Linked DNA regions of Homo sapiens: regions 2 and 3 are each linked to region 1. A link is an interaction called in ENCODE POLR2A ChIA-PET data of the cell type or tissue named here. Cell type or tissue: Caco-2. All regions are shown on one strand. Links, peaks and the distances in the headings refer to the core of each region. The heading gives the core; the rest is flanking DNA. Region 1 overlaps OSER1-DT (OSER1 divergent transcript). Region 2 holds the start of HNF4A (hepatocyte nuclear factor 4 alpha). Region 3 overlaps PKIG (cAMP-dependent protein kinase inhibitor gamma).

Evidence for each region. ChIA-PET counts read pairs that join two places held together with the same protein. Peaks named below come from ENCODE experiments on the same cell type or tissue, not always from the same donor. Only the 100,000 strongest peaks of a DNase experiment are listed, where the experiment ranks them.
Region 2: POLR2A ChIA-PET joins it to region 1 with 5 read pairs; 6 of 35 experiments call an interaction of 5 or more read pairs at or near these places.
Region 3: POLR2A ChIA-PET joins it to region 1 with 5 read pairs; 4 of 35 experiments call an interaction of 5 or more read pairs at or near these places.

Annotation. Positions count from the first base shown.
Region 1 is chr20:44,221,901-44,226,352 of GRCh38, reverse strand. It overlaps OSER1-DT (OSER1 divergent transcript), which reads right to left. Exons shown (of 3, transcript NR_038339.2): 3 at 326-1,532. Among named protein-coding and RNA genes, the nearest start is that of OSER1-DT, 13 kb to the right of the region's middle. In Caco-2, for the core only: no CTCF peak of the experiment used is centred there; a DNase peak (open chromatin) is centred at 2,451.
Region 2 is chr20:44,353,073-44,357,524 of GRCh38, reverse strand. It overlaps HNF4A (hepatocyte nuclear factor 4 alpha), which reads right to left and starts at 1,826. Exons shown (of 10, transcript NM_175914.5): 1 at 1,672-1,826. The coding sequence starts at 1,720. It overlaps R3HDML-AS1 (R3HDML antisense RNA 1), which reads left to right and starts at 2,283. Exons shown (of 4, transcript NR_184036.1): 1 at 2,283-2,506. HNF4A-AS1 (HNF4A antisense RNA 1) reads left to right here. Exons shown (of 3, transcript NR_172878.1): 3 at 1-781. RefSeq lists an enhancer at 3,995-4,452. In Caco-2, for the core only: no CTCF peak of the experiment used is centred there; DNase peaks (open chromatin) are centred at 1,504 and 1,924; H3K4me3 peaks cover 1,910 bases.
Region 3 is chr20:44,592,362-44,596,813 of GRCh38, reverse strand. The region is part of intron 2 of PKIG (cAMP-dependent protein kinase inhibitor gamma); the gene reads right to left. Among named protein-coding and RNA genes, the nearest start is that of PKIG, 12 kb to the right of the region's middle. RefSeq lists enhancers at 1,753-1,862, 1,893-2,002. In Caco-2, for the core only: no CTCF peak of the experiment used is centred there; no DNase peak of the experiment used is centred there.

The DNA of each region.
Region 1 (4,452 bases), core at 1,205-3,704:
GGGAGCACATGACAATTTTCGTTTCTACTTTAAGTATGTCAGCCCCATCCCATTAATGGATATATTATACTCAAAGGAAAAGAAATCGTTCTACCACAAAGACACACGCACCCACATGTTCACTGCAGTGCTATTCACAATAGCACAGACATGGAATCAACCCAGGTGTGGATCAACAGTGGATGTGATAAAGAAAATATGGTACATATACACCGTGGAATATTAGGCAGCCATATAAGAGAATGAAATCGTGTCTTTTGTAACAACGTGGATGTAGCTGGAGGCCATTATCCTAAGTGGATTAACATAGAAACAGAAAACAAAATCATACACCACATTCTTTTTATTTTTTTATTTTTATTTTTTTGAGATGGAGTCTCACTCTGTCACCCAGGCTGGAGTGCAGTGGTACAATCTCAGCTCACTGCAACCTCCACCTCCCCGGTTCAGGCGATTCTCCTGTCTCAGCCTCCCGAGTAGCTAGGACTACAGGTGCCCACCACCACACCCGGCCAATTTTTTATGTTTTTAGTAGAGACAGGGTTTCACTTTGTTAGCCAAGATGGTCTCGATCTCTTGACCTCATGATCCACCCACCTCGGCCTCCCAAAGTGCTGGGCATGTTCTTACTTCTAAGTGGGAGCTAAACATTGAGTACACATGGTCATAAAAATGGGAACAGCAGACACTGGGGAACACAAGAATGGAGAGGGATGGGAGTAAGGGTTGAAAAAACCACTTATCGGGCACTATGCTCACCACTGGGGTGACTAATTCATTCGTACTCCCAAACCTCAGCAGCCCACACTGTACCTATGTAACAAACCTGCACATGTACCCCAATTCTAAAATAAAGGTTAAAAAAGAAAAAGATATTTCAGCATCACTTGTTTCATCTTACAAGGGCATTGTAAAATAATAAAGATAAAAGTTAAGAGATAGGAAAAGAAAAAAAAGGGAAAAAGAAAAAAACCCTCATTGGAGTCCTGTTCTGCCCACCCCTGGAGTTACTAAGTAAGCCCAACTTAAGGGGTCCCTTGAGCTCCAGACTGTAAAGCCCCCAAGGCAGCATCATCCACACCACCTTATCAGATCCTCAAAGCAATTCTTCTAAGTTGGTAGACCGGGGTAGTTATTTCCATTCTGCAAATGGGGAAACTGAGACTCAGAAAGTACAGTGACTTGCCCAAGGGCCCACAAGAAGTGGTGGCCCTGGAGGGATGAGAGGGAACCCAGTTCTCTGGAGTCCCAGGCCGCTGTTCCTTCTGCTGCAACTCCCCAAGTAACAGGAACAGGTGCAGCAATGGGCATTTACAATCAAGGGCCAAACATGCAACCCTGTTCAAGCTCGTGCCTCAACTCCTTCAATTCCTCGTCAGCTTTTATTCCTTCAAAGCTGGTATTCATCTTTCTGAAGTAATTTCCATCCTTCTGGCTCTTCTTTTCTGAAGGCAGCACGCTTTAGAAAGAGCAGGGCTTGACATCTGACTGTCACTCACGAGCTCAAGTGGCTTCGCCTCTCTGGGGCTCATCTGCAAAATGGAGATAAACACAGTAACTCCCAGAATCATTCTGAGGATCAAGGCAGTCATGTGTGAATGCATTTTGTAAAATACAGAGCACTGGGGAATACTGATTTTACTTTAACAAAATAAAACTCTAGCTCTCTTTCTGGGAGGTTAGGATACCAGCAGTAGGGTAACTTAAAGGGAGAGTACACCGAACAGGAATCTCAAGTTGAAACAGGCACAAGTATTGGCAATGTAAGTTGGGAAGGCCACACACAGATTTCAGATAATGGGTCAGTCCAGCTAAGCTCGTACCTTTAATAGACTTCTTTAAAATATATTACTGGGCTTTGGGACTGTGCTGTCACCAGGGAGCGAGGCCACATGCTAAACATCTTAAAGCAGGGGCGACAGAGAAACAGAGAAACCAGTGAATTGGCTAGGCACGGTGGCTCACACCTGTAATCCCAACACTTTCAGAGGCCACGGTGGGTGGATCACTTGAGGTCAGGAGTTTGATACCAGCCTGGCCAATATGGTGAAACCCTGTCTCTACAAAAAATACAAAAAAGATTAGCTGGACGTGGTGGTGTGAGCTTGTAATTCCAGCTACTCGGGGCGCTGAGGCAGGAGACTCGCTTGAACCCTGGAGGCGGGGATTGCAGTGAGCCGAGATGGTGCCACTGCACTCCAGTTTGGGTGACACAGCAAGACTCCGTCTCAAAAAAAAAAAAAAAAATTTCCAGCACTGAAAATTATATTTCCACCCGCAGGAGAACAGACCAGGCAGGAAACAGGGTGAATATGTCCACTCAGGGTTTATGGGACTGTTAGCTAATTTAAGAACATTGTAACAGGCAGCATAGGTAGAAGCACCTTGAGCATGGGACCAACCCCCACCAACCCAAGGACATGTAGTAAAACCTGCCTTGTAAAGAAATAGCAACAAAGGTGGACTTTGAAAAAGCTCACCTCGCTACCTGAAAGGGTGTGGTGAGGATGGCCCTAATACACACACTGCTGAGAGTAACGGTTGAGAACTTTCCTTTGAAGCAATTTATTAGTGTGTTGCCGGAGACTTTAAACGGTTTATACCTTCCCACCCAGGAGTTCCAGGTGTAAAATTCTAAGAAAATAATCAGACAAGGATTTTTGGTTTAGAGTTTTTTATTACAACAAACACCCACACACACCCCTAATTGTCCAGAAACGGGTGGATGGTTAACTACAGAATAAGTTATGAATATATTTAAATGATGGACTATTATACAGTCATTAAAATAATGTTTTGAGGAATAGTTTGTGACATAAAAACGCTAATAGTAAATTGAAGGAAAGCAGGATATAACACGTATGCCCAGTGTATGAGGCTGTTTGTGCACTGATACAAATAAATGCCTGAGTCTGTCTTTATAAAGAAAACAAGTTTAATTTGTTCTTGGTTCTGCAAGCTGTATAGGAAGTGGGGTGCTGGCATCTGCTTCTGGTGAGGCCATAGGGAATTTACAGTCATGGTGGAAGGCAAAGGGGAGCCTGTGTGTCACATAGCAAGAGCAGGAACAAGAGAGAGGGGAGGTGCCGCACACCTTTAAACAATCAGATCTCCCATTAGCTCACTCATCACCACAGGATGGCGCTAAGCCAAGCATGAGGAATATGCCCCCATGATCCAAACACCTCCCACCAGGCCCCACCTCCAACACTGGAGATTACAGTTCGACATGAGATTTGGAGGGGACAAACATCCAAGCCAGTTCACACAGTGTACCAGCAATTAAAATGCACACACTTAAAATACTAATGATAATAGTAGCAGTGGCTAATGTTGTTGGATGCTATATTAGTCTGTTTTGCGATGCTATAAAGGAATAGCTGAGACTGGGTAATGTATACAGAAAAGAAGTTTGCTTGGGTCACAGTTCTGCATGGCACCAGCATCTGCCTGGCTTCTAGTGAGTGTCTCAGGCTGCTTCCACTCATGGCAGGAGGTGAAGCGGAGCCGGCCTGCACAGATAACACGGCCAGAGAGGGAAGCAAGAGGGAGGAGGCAGGAGGTACCAGGCTCTAACAAATGGGCCTGGGGTGAACTCATTACCATGGGAGGGCACCATGCCATTCCTGAGGGATCCACCCCCATGACCCAAACACCTCCCATCAGGCCCCACCTCCAACACTGGGGGTCACAGTTTGACCTGAGATTTGGAGGGGACAAATATCTAAGCCATATCAGATGCTATGAGCCGGGCAGTGTTCTACCACATTAGTCATTTCATCCTCTCCTAGCCCTCTAAGGGAAGTCCTACGATTACTATCATCATCCCCATTTTTCAGAGGAGTAAACTGGGCACAGGGGCTTGGGCAGTGTGCCCAAGGCCACACAGAGGGGTGGGCATCTGAGGCAGGGCTTCTCAGAGGCAGTGTGGCTCCTAGGCGCTCCGCAACACCTTTACCAAATGCTGCCAGGGGACATCCTCAAGGACAGGGGCCAAGTCGAATGCTTCTGAGGCAAAGGCCAAGCCCCTCAACTGAGTATCCCAAAGACAAGACCGCCTTCAGCTTGCAATCAGAAAGACCTGGGCTCAAATCCGGCATAGATCCTTCTGACCTGTGTGAAAGCAGCAAGCTATTTTCCTCTCTGAGCCTCAGTTTCCTCATCTGTAAAATGGGGATAAATAATAGTACCTGCCTCCCAGGGCTAACCAGGAGATAAAAATGATAAGGTGCCTGAGTCTTTATATTTTCTAAATTTTCTATAAAGGTATATTTTTCTTTTGTTAAAATTATTTTTTATTAAAAAATAATATATTAACACATTAAAATATTTCCAAAGTTTGGGGGGGTATTAAATAACCCAGGAGCCAGACGGATGGGAGGAGATGAATCACATTCGATTTGATTCAATTAAACTGGAAGGGACTGGGGAAAGGCCAGGAGACCAGGCTTA
Region 2 (4,452 bases), core at 759-3,258, 130 kb before region 1:
GCCTTCTGTTCACCCCTAGCTTAGCCTTATGACCTGGGCTGTCCTTCCCCAGAAGCTGTCTGGCCCCTTTGAGAGACAATGTCTTCCCCTAGCCACAGGTTCAACCAAGTCATCCATTGGCATCTATACTCCAGGTCTTAAAATTGTGGATTAAGGGTGGCCTCACCCTTAATCTCCTCTATGCTATCTCCTCTAATCTCCCCGCTCTCTGGGAGATAGGTCCTGTTGTTATCTTCATTTTACAGATGAGGAAATAGGTTCAGAGAGGGGAAATGTCTTGCCCAAGGTCACACAGCTGGTGTGTGGGATGGGTTCCCAGGCTGTTGGTTTCTTCAGCCTCTGCCATTTCCAGTGCATCACATATTCCTGTTTGATGGGGGTCAAAGCAAAGAAGATTCTTCCTGACTAGAGTCAGGAGATCAGGCCCTGATTCTGTCATTCCCTGGCCCTCTGTCCTCAGCAATTGATGACATAAATGTTGATTGTGTCTTTGCAATGCACGTGGTATCAAGGGCTTTACATCCTTGTTCCCCACGGCATCCACCATGATCTTAAGACACATCCTAGTCCTGTCTCCACTTCAGAAAGAAAGCAAGAGGCACGTGAATGTTGAGCCGTGTGACAGAGTCACAACTAGACCCCGAGGTCTGCTGGATTCCAGAGACCAAGTTCTGTGCGGGTGTGTGATTTGAACAGGTTTATAAAAGGCACCCAACTTTTAAAAAATCCAAAATGTGTCCCCAAAAGATAAAACATTCTCTTGAATTTCCCTCCTCAGAAACAAACCTGTCACCAATTTTATTGTGTCATTCCACGAATTTTCTATGCGTGGAATGTACACGTATACGCGTGTGTACATATATACATCTATATCCGTTTCGCTATCAGCAACTACACAGTTCTTCAGTGTACCGTTTTCACTTAATTTAACTGAGAGGTTCTTCCCTGTCACACACAGATGTGCGTTGTTTCCTTGAACAATGGGATAGCATTCCACTGTAAAGACGTCTCACGCTTTATTTACCCGTCTTCCCTCTGCTGAGGGACATTGGGTTGCTTCCAATGTGGGGGTCACCCTAAGGAGTGAGCCTGAGCCTTTCACTCTCAGTAACACATGCTTTCTAGCCCTGCATCTGAGTTTCACACGTCCGCACAAGATATTCTCATTTTCCAACGCTCCACCCTGCGCGGCGCTTTCTACCTCCTCCCCATTATCCAGAGCCAACGGAGGTGCGGAGCGACCGAGCTGCCCGGTCCCACGCCCAGCTTGATAATGCACCAGCAACGTGACCTAGGCCCAGCAAGCCTCTCCTGGTGGACCTCAATTTGCCCCGCATCGAAACAGGACGGTGCTTCCAAGCCCCACCCTCTGTGGGGTTTTGGAAAGACCCCTGAGATGCATTCCCAGGAAGGCCTCTGGACAGACAAAATGAGCCAAGCCTCTGCCCCAGGGCTTCTCGGCCCCTCCCAGCACTTCTCGCACCAAGCAGGCCATGCCCCGGCTTGAGAGCTTAGGGAAGCGGTCACATTGCCTCCGTGGGGCTTCCTGCCCTTCCAGAGGAGCTCCAGGAGGAGCTTTGGGCCCGTAAGAAACACACGGGGAGGTGTCCCATGGCCTCCCAAAGCTGACCGCAGTCCCGCCCTGTCCAGTCTTCCCCCAGCCCCACTTACCGTAAGAACTCTCCACTGGAGCCCCGAGGGGCGCGTTCACGCTGACCATGGCCAAGCCCACCCAGCCGGAGAGCTGGGGGCATGGAGGAGCAGGGGCCCGCTCACAGCAGCAGCACAGCCACCAGGAGCCCGTCCACCAGGAAGGCGGTGAGTGCGGCCAGCTGCCACCGCCCGGTTATCTTATTGATTCTTCTAATCACCCAAGGTGGGTGGATACGTTAAAGAGTAACCAGTCACTTAGGGAACCCGCGGCTGGGGACTGTTGCTGTCTCCATGGCAATGGCGACCTGGCCAGACCTGAGGTCCACTCGGGTCCTAGTCCTGCACTCTGGGGTTAGGGGAACCCAGAGCCAGGTGTATGGGGACATCAGCCCCCCAATTTGAGGACAGGGCCGGAGCAGAAGGGGCTGGAGAGGTGAGAGTCCAACCTGGGTTGGGTTTTATGGCTCCAAACTATGGGTGTGTCACCATGCAGGAAGTAGTGGGAAAACCGAGGGAGGGGCAGAGGAAAAAAGGAGGGTGGAGAACTGTGTTTAGTGAGTGCCTACTGGATGCTGGGAGTTGCATACAGGCGTTACCATATTTAAATTAAACCTTGAGATGAAGGGACTGAAGGACAGAGAGAAATTGCATGCCTGGAGTCTCACTGCTAGTACATAGAGGTGTTATCTTCCTTTCATCTAACATATTTATTGAGCACCTACTATGTACCAGGCCTTGTGCTAGACTCTGGGGATATGGAAATGAGCAAAGTAGATGTACCCCCGAAACTTGTGGACTAATGGAGGAGACGGACCTTAATCAGATCGTCATTCAAAGATACTATTACAAACTGGTGAGTGATATGAGGGGTGGAGAAACATGGGGCTGCCTCCAGGCCAATGGGACAAAGTCATCCTGTCTGGCGTCTCCTCTGGTCTCCTTCCCCATTCTAAATTCAACCTGCTGCTGAAACTCACACACTCTGTTTTAGCTCCCTGGCATGTTAGACACCTGCCACCTAGCTTTTTTTTTGGAACAGCCCCGTTTCTTTTGTCTCAGTTTTGGATCTCACCACCTGCTTGGGGATTCTGAAATCAAGGTCATTCATCCTGTTAGAGAGAGCTGAAATGAGAACAGTGAAACAAATTCTGGACTCAGAAAAATCAGAAAACTCCAGCTCTATTATTTTCTTGCTGTATGTTTTTTAGTAAATTATTTCATTTCCTTATAGGAATACCTAGCTCATAGTTTGCCCTGCTTCTAAAATAGCTAATTGATAATATTCCTCTTCTCTTCCCATAGTCTCTTTTTTCAGCTTTATCAATCACCTCAGAGGGACCTTCAGCCCCTACAGATGGGCATGGGTTGCATTAAAATGTCCTTTCTTTTCTAAAACAACAGTGATAACAAACGTTAGATTTTGGGGCCGGGTGCAGTGGCTCACGCCTGTAACCCCAGCATTTTGGGAGGCCGAGGCGCACCGATCACGAGGTCAGGAGTTTGAGGCCAGCCTGACCAACATGGTGAAACCCCGTCTCTACCAAAAATAAAAAAATTAGCCGGGCATGGTGGCAAACGGGAGGCTGAGGCAAGAGAATCGTTTGAACCAGGGGGACAGAGGTTGCAGTGAGCCAAGATCGTGCCACTGCACTCCAGCCTGGGCAACAGAGAGAGACTCCATCTCAAAATAAATAAATAAATAAATAAATAAATAAATAAATAAATAACTTCGATATTTTTTAAAAAAAAGTATTAATATTCTTGGTCGGGTGTAGTGGCTCATGCCTGTAATCCCAGCAGTTTGGGAGGCTGAGGCAGGTGGATCACTTGAGGTCAGGAGTTTGAGACCAGGCTGGCCAACACGGTGTAATCCCATCTCTACTAAAAATACAAAAATTAGCTGGGTGTGGCAGCGAGCACCTGTAATCTCAGCTACTCGGGAGGCTGAAGGAGGAGAATCGTTTCAACCTAGGAGGCAAATGTTGCAGTGAGCCAAGATTGCACTACTGCACTGCAGCCTTGGCGACAGAGCCAGACTCCATCTCAGAAAAAAAAAAAGTATTAATATTTTTATATGGGGGTGGGGGAGGTTTGCTAACCCTATGTCAATTTCCCAAAATGTTCTGGAGATTTAAGTGGTACGTAACCCCCTGCATGAAGTGGCGTCATGAGGTCACATAACTACGAAGGAGCCAACACAGAACTGGAATTCAGCATCATCTGACCCCAAAGCCCGTGCTATTTCAACAGGTCTCACATTGCCTTCCTGAGCACCAGGATAATGAGGATGACAACCACTGGCATTTATGAACTCTTTAGTTTGTCAGCATTGTATATTCTTAACGTCATTGAATTGTCACTGTCAATATTCCCATTTTACAGATGTAAAAACTGGGATTCAAGAAGTTTCATTAAATCTGTTCTTTTTTTTTTTTTTTTTTTTCTGAGACAGAGTTTTGCTCTTGTTGTCCAGGCTGGAGTGCAATGGCGCCATCTCGGCTCACTTTAACCTCCGCCTCCTGGGTTCAAGCGATTCTCCTTCCTCAGCCTCCCAAGTAGCTGGGATTACAGGCACACAGCACCACGCCTGGCTAATTTTGTATTTTTAGTAGAGACGGGGTTTCACCATGTTGGTCAGGCTGGTCTGGAACTCCTGAACTCAGGTGATCCACCTTCCTTGGCCTCCCAAAGTGCTGGGATTACAGGTATGAGCCACTGTGCCAGGGAAGAGACAAGCCAAAAGTGCCACTGTAAGGTGGGAATTCCACGTGATCTCTTCGGTTTTCCATTTCTGATACT
Region 3 (4,452 bases), core at 650-3,149, 370 kb before region 1:
GAGGCTTCTCACTAGTGTAGGGTGAGTGAAGCCCTTCAGACAGTAAGGGAGTCTCTTCACACACTGCTCAGACACTGCACTGTGTGTCCACGGCCACTGCCAGCAGTGGCTGGGGCTCTGCCGTCTTCAGCTGCAGGAGGGATGTCCTTCCATCCTTCCTGCCTCCTGAGAGAAGTAGGGTTCCGAACCCAGAACTTGCTACATAGGTAAATACCGGTTGAACAACAGCCTCCCTTGGAACCTGGAAGAGCAACATGTTTGCAAGCCAGGGACCATCACTACTTGAGCAGAGTGTAGATGTCATCCGTACCTCTGGCCCACATTAACATCATTTACTCAAGGTTCCTAAGCCCTTGGTTGTTCAGTATTCCAGCCCTCCCCCCACACCTCCAGTCTTCATGGGAATGCCAGCCCCCTGTAAACAGTCCTGTGTAATTCCTGGCAGCCTGGGGCGTAGGCCCTTTAGCCTGAGTCCCTCTTCCTCTTCCCTGACCCACCAGAAGAGATGAAGTTTCCTTGCCTGCCACCTGCAGCACCTTGACTTCTTCCTAATAATGACTCAGTCGAAATTCATTCAACAGTCATTCGACAAATACACACAGAAATGTCCCGTGAGCCAGGCATGATGCTGATACATTTGTTCATTATCTGCCATTCCAACTGATTCCAAGAGGGTAGGTACCCTGCCTTTCTTGTTTGTCACTGTATCTTTGAAATATAGCACAGCTCCTGACATATAGATTTTAATCACTCAGTGACTAAATAACCATCTGATTCCTGGCTCCTGACCAAATAAATAATAACAATGATAAGAGTAAAACAAAACAAAAATGTGTTTAAAATTAATTTATTTAATATTTAATAAAATAAAAAATTGGCTACCACTTATGGGGTGAATATACTATGTTCAAACATGTTGACATGTTTGGGGTGCTGGGCATGCATTTTCGTGGTTGTACTTGGGGCATCCACAGGACAGTTGTACTTTTACAGCACCAGGGGCACCAGGCGCAGTGGTTCACACCTGTAATCCCAGCACTTTGGGAGGCCAAGGCTGGCGGATCACGAGGTCAGGAGTTCGAGACCAGCTTTACCAACATGGTAAAACCCCATCTCTACTAAAAATACAAAAATTAGCCGGGCATGGTGGTGCACGCCTGTGATCCCAGCTACTCAGGAGGCTGAGACAGAAGAATTGCTTGAACCCAGGAGGCGGAGGTTGCAGTGAGCCAAGATCATGCCACTGCACCCCTGCCTGGGCAACACAGCGAAACTCCATCTCAAAAAAATAAATAAATAAATAAAAGTACTTGGGGCATCCCAAAGGACAGCTGTACATTTATAGTTATAATTGTGAACTTCAGCAATATTTGATACTGTATCCCAGTTCATGCCTAAGCAGAAACACTAGAGGCCTGGTGTGCTCTCTCAAGATTCTGGCATCTGAGAGGCTGGTGGCCAAGGGAGCACAGTGGCCCACAACACTTTGGGTTCTCTCTAGACCAGTGTTCTTAAACTTTAAGGGTCACAGACACATTTGAGAGTTTGAGGGAAGCTACAGATACTTTGCCCAGAAAAGTATATATTCTCTGCGTGTGTGTGTAACCATACCTATGATCACAGGGGGCTCTTAACCCATAAGCCCCTGGCTAAAAACTCCAGCTCTAGACATCACATAACCCTGCATTCTTAAGGTTTGGAGGCTCTGGACCTCAACTCTCCCAGCACAGCTGGAACAGAAGCCTTCCTAAAATGGCCTTGGCCAGAAAAAGAGTCCTGGGAGCCGACTGCTGCATCCTAGTCACTGCAAACATCTGCACCCAGGGGATTCCCAGGGGCCCTGAGTCAGAACAGGTCACAAGATGGGTGGCTTGGAAAGTTGCTATGGCAAGGCCCTGAAGCCTTGCTGATAAGCAGCCAAATAGTTCCAACCTCAAGGCAGCTTCCCTCCAGATGAGACCCTTGCTATGACAACAGTGAAAAGGACTCTTAAGAGAGGTGCTGGAGGCAGAGTAGAGGCCAAAAAAGGGAATTCAAAGGAGCTGGAAATCCCCCAGACTCCCAGGACTACTAGGACCTGGAGAAATAAAGGCTGGATTTTCTGCCCCCATTGCAAGGAGACAGAGCCGAAGAGGGGTGAGGGGTGGGAATGGGGGAGGCAAGTAAGCTTAAGCTATGGGTCAGAGCCTGTATGAATCGGGGCTCCACCAATTGCTAGCTGCATGACGCTGAGCAAATCACTTAACATCTCTGAGCCTCAGTTTCTTCTTTTGTAAAACAGAGATATCAACCCCCAACCCTTAGGGTTGTTGTGAAATTAAAGGAAATTCATGCATAATTTTTTTGAGTCCTTTCCTCCTAGGAACCTGAAAAGGTAAGGAATGAAGGAAGTACAGGATGATAGTTGAGAGCTCACTCTAGTCTCAGATGAAATCTGTGAGGCAAAATTCCTGACCTCTCTGAACCTCAGGTTCTTCATCTGTGAAACGGGGACAATGATACTTTACTTGTAAGGTTCTACTGGGATTGGAAATAATGGATGTATAATGCCTGGCTCACATGACAAGATGCTCAATAAAGGGTGGTGGTTACTATTATCAGAAAAGCAAAGCTAAATTAAAGAAGTCGTTTTGGTGTAGCTGAAAAAATAGAAGATGTGGAGCTAAAAAAAGCTCAAGTGAAATCTTAGTTATGCAACTTTCCAGCTCTGGTACATTGGCCAAATGATGTAATCTCCAAAAGCCTCAGTTTCCTCCTTGGTAAAACATGGATAATAACAGAAACTACCTAATTAGACACTGGATGTAAAGGTTTAGCCCAGCGTTGGCACAAGAGCACTCATCCATATGCTATAAACCATACTCTTTGAGCTTACACAACAGCTCAGGGTATGACTGATGGCTTCCTGTGACCTGGGCAGATTCTTTAAATTTTTTTCAGTTTTATTAAGGTATGAATGACAAATAAAAATGTTATATATTCACACTGTGACATGATTATCACAATCAAGCTAATTAACATATCCACCACCTCACACAGTTACTTTTTGTGACGAGAATACTTAAGATCTACTCTCTTAGCAAATTTCAAGTATACAATACCATATTATTAACTGTAATTACCATGCTGTACATTAGGTCGCCAAAATTTATTCATCTTATAACTGCAAGTTTGTAACCTTTGCTCAACATCTCTCCATTTCCCCAACAACCCTTCTACTCTCTCTGGAAACCACCCTTCTACTCTCTCTTAGTTCAACTCTTTTAGATTCCACATATAACTGAGATCCTGTAGTATTTGTCTTTCTGTGTCTGCCCTATTTCACTTAGCACAATGTCCTCCAGGTTCAACCATGTTTTTGCAAATGTCAGGATTTTCTTTTTTAAGGCTGAGTAATAGTCGTGTGTGTGTGTGTGTGTGTGTGTGTGTGTGTGTGTGTGTGTGTGTGTTGATTATTATAGCATTATAATTTTTTTTTTTGAGACATAATCTCACTCTTTCAGCCAGGCTGGAGTACAGTGGCATGACTACGGCTCACTGCAGCCTTGATGCGATGCCTGGGCTCAAGTGATCCTCCCACCTTGGCCTCCTGAGTAGCTGGGACTACAGGTGCACGCCACCATGCCCAGCTACTTTTTGGATTTTTTTTTTTTCTTTTATAGAAACAGGGTTTCGCTATGTTGCCCAGGTTGGTCTCGAACTCCCGCCTCAGCCTCCCAAAGTGCTGGAATTACAGGTGTGAGTCACCATGTCCAGCCTATAATATTTGAAATCAGGTTGTGTGATGCCTCCAACTTAGATCTTCTTGCTCAAGATTGCCTTAGTAATTTGGGGTCTTTCATGGTTTCATAGGAATTTTAGGATTATTTGTTCTATTTCTGTAAGCAATGCCACTGGAATTTTGATAGGAATGGAATTAATTCTGTAGATCGCTTTGGGTAGTATGGACATTTTGACAATATTGATTCTACTGGGCAGATTCTTTAAATGGCTTGGTATGGACACAGCCTTAACTCTTTCCAGAACAGGCTGAACTGCCTGTTCAACTAGGCAGGATTCTCACTTTTTACTCTCTCCACTGGCTTCAGAGGCTCCTCTCAAAGGAGTTTTCCTCATGGCCAGGAGACAGGGAGTGACTTCAGTGTCCACGGTAAACCAGATTAGGGGGTGGCCTTCTGGCAGAAGGAGTAACTATGTGCTTCCCTGGATGCACGGCCTGCCCTCCTTGCTGAGGTGCAAAGGAAAGCAGCCTGGGAGATGAGCAGGCACACTCCTAGCTGCCAAGCAGTTTGCCCATAGGGTGGGAAGGCAGCTGCCCTGTTTAATGCACCTGGGGAAAAGGACTGATTGAGAGAAGTGCTAAATGGGCATGTTGGCCCCAGGATTCAGTTCTGGACCACGTTTTGGTTATCTGAGGGCTCTGTACAGGATTTTCAAGGTTTGTAAGAGAAC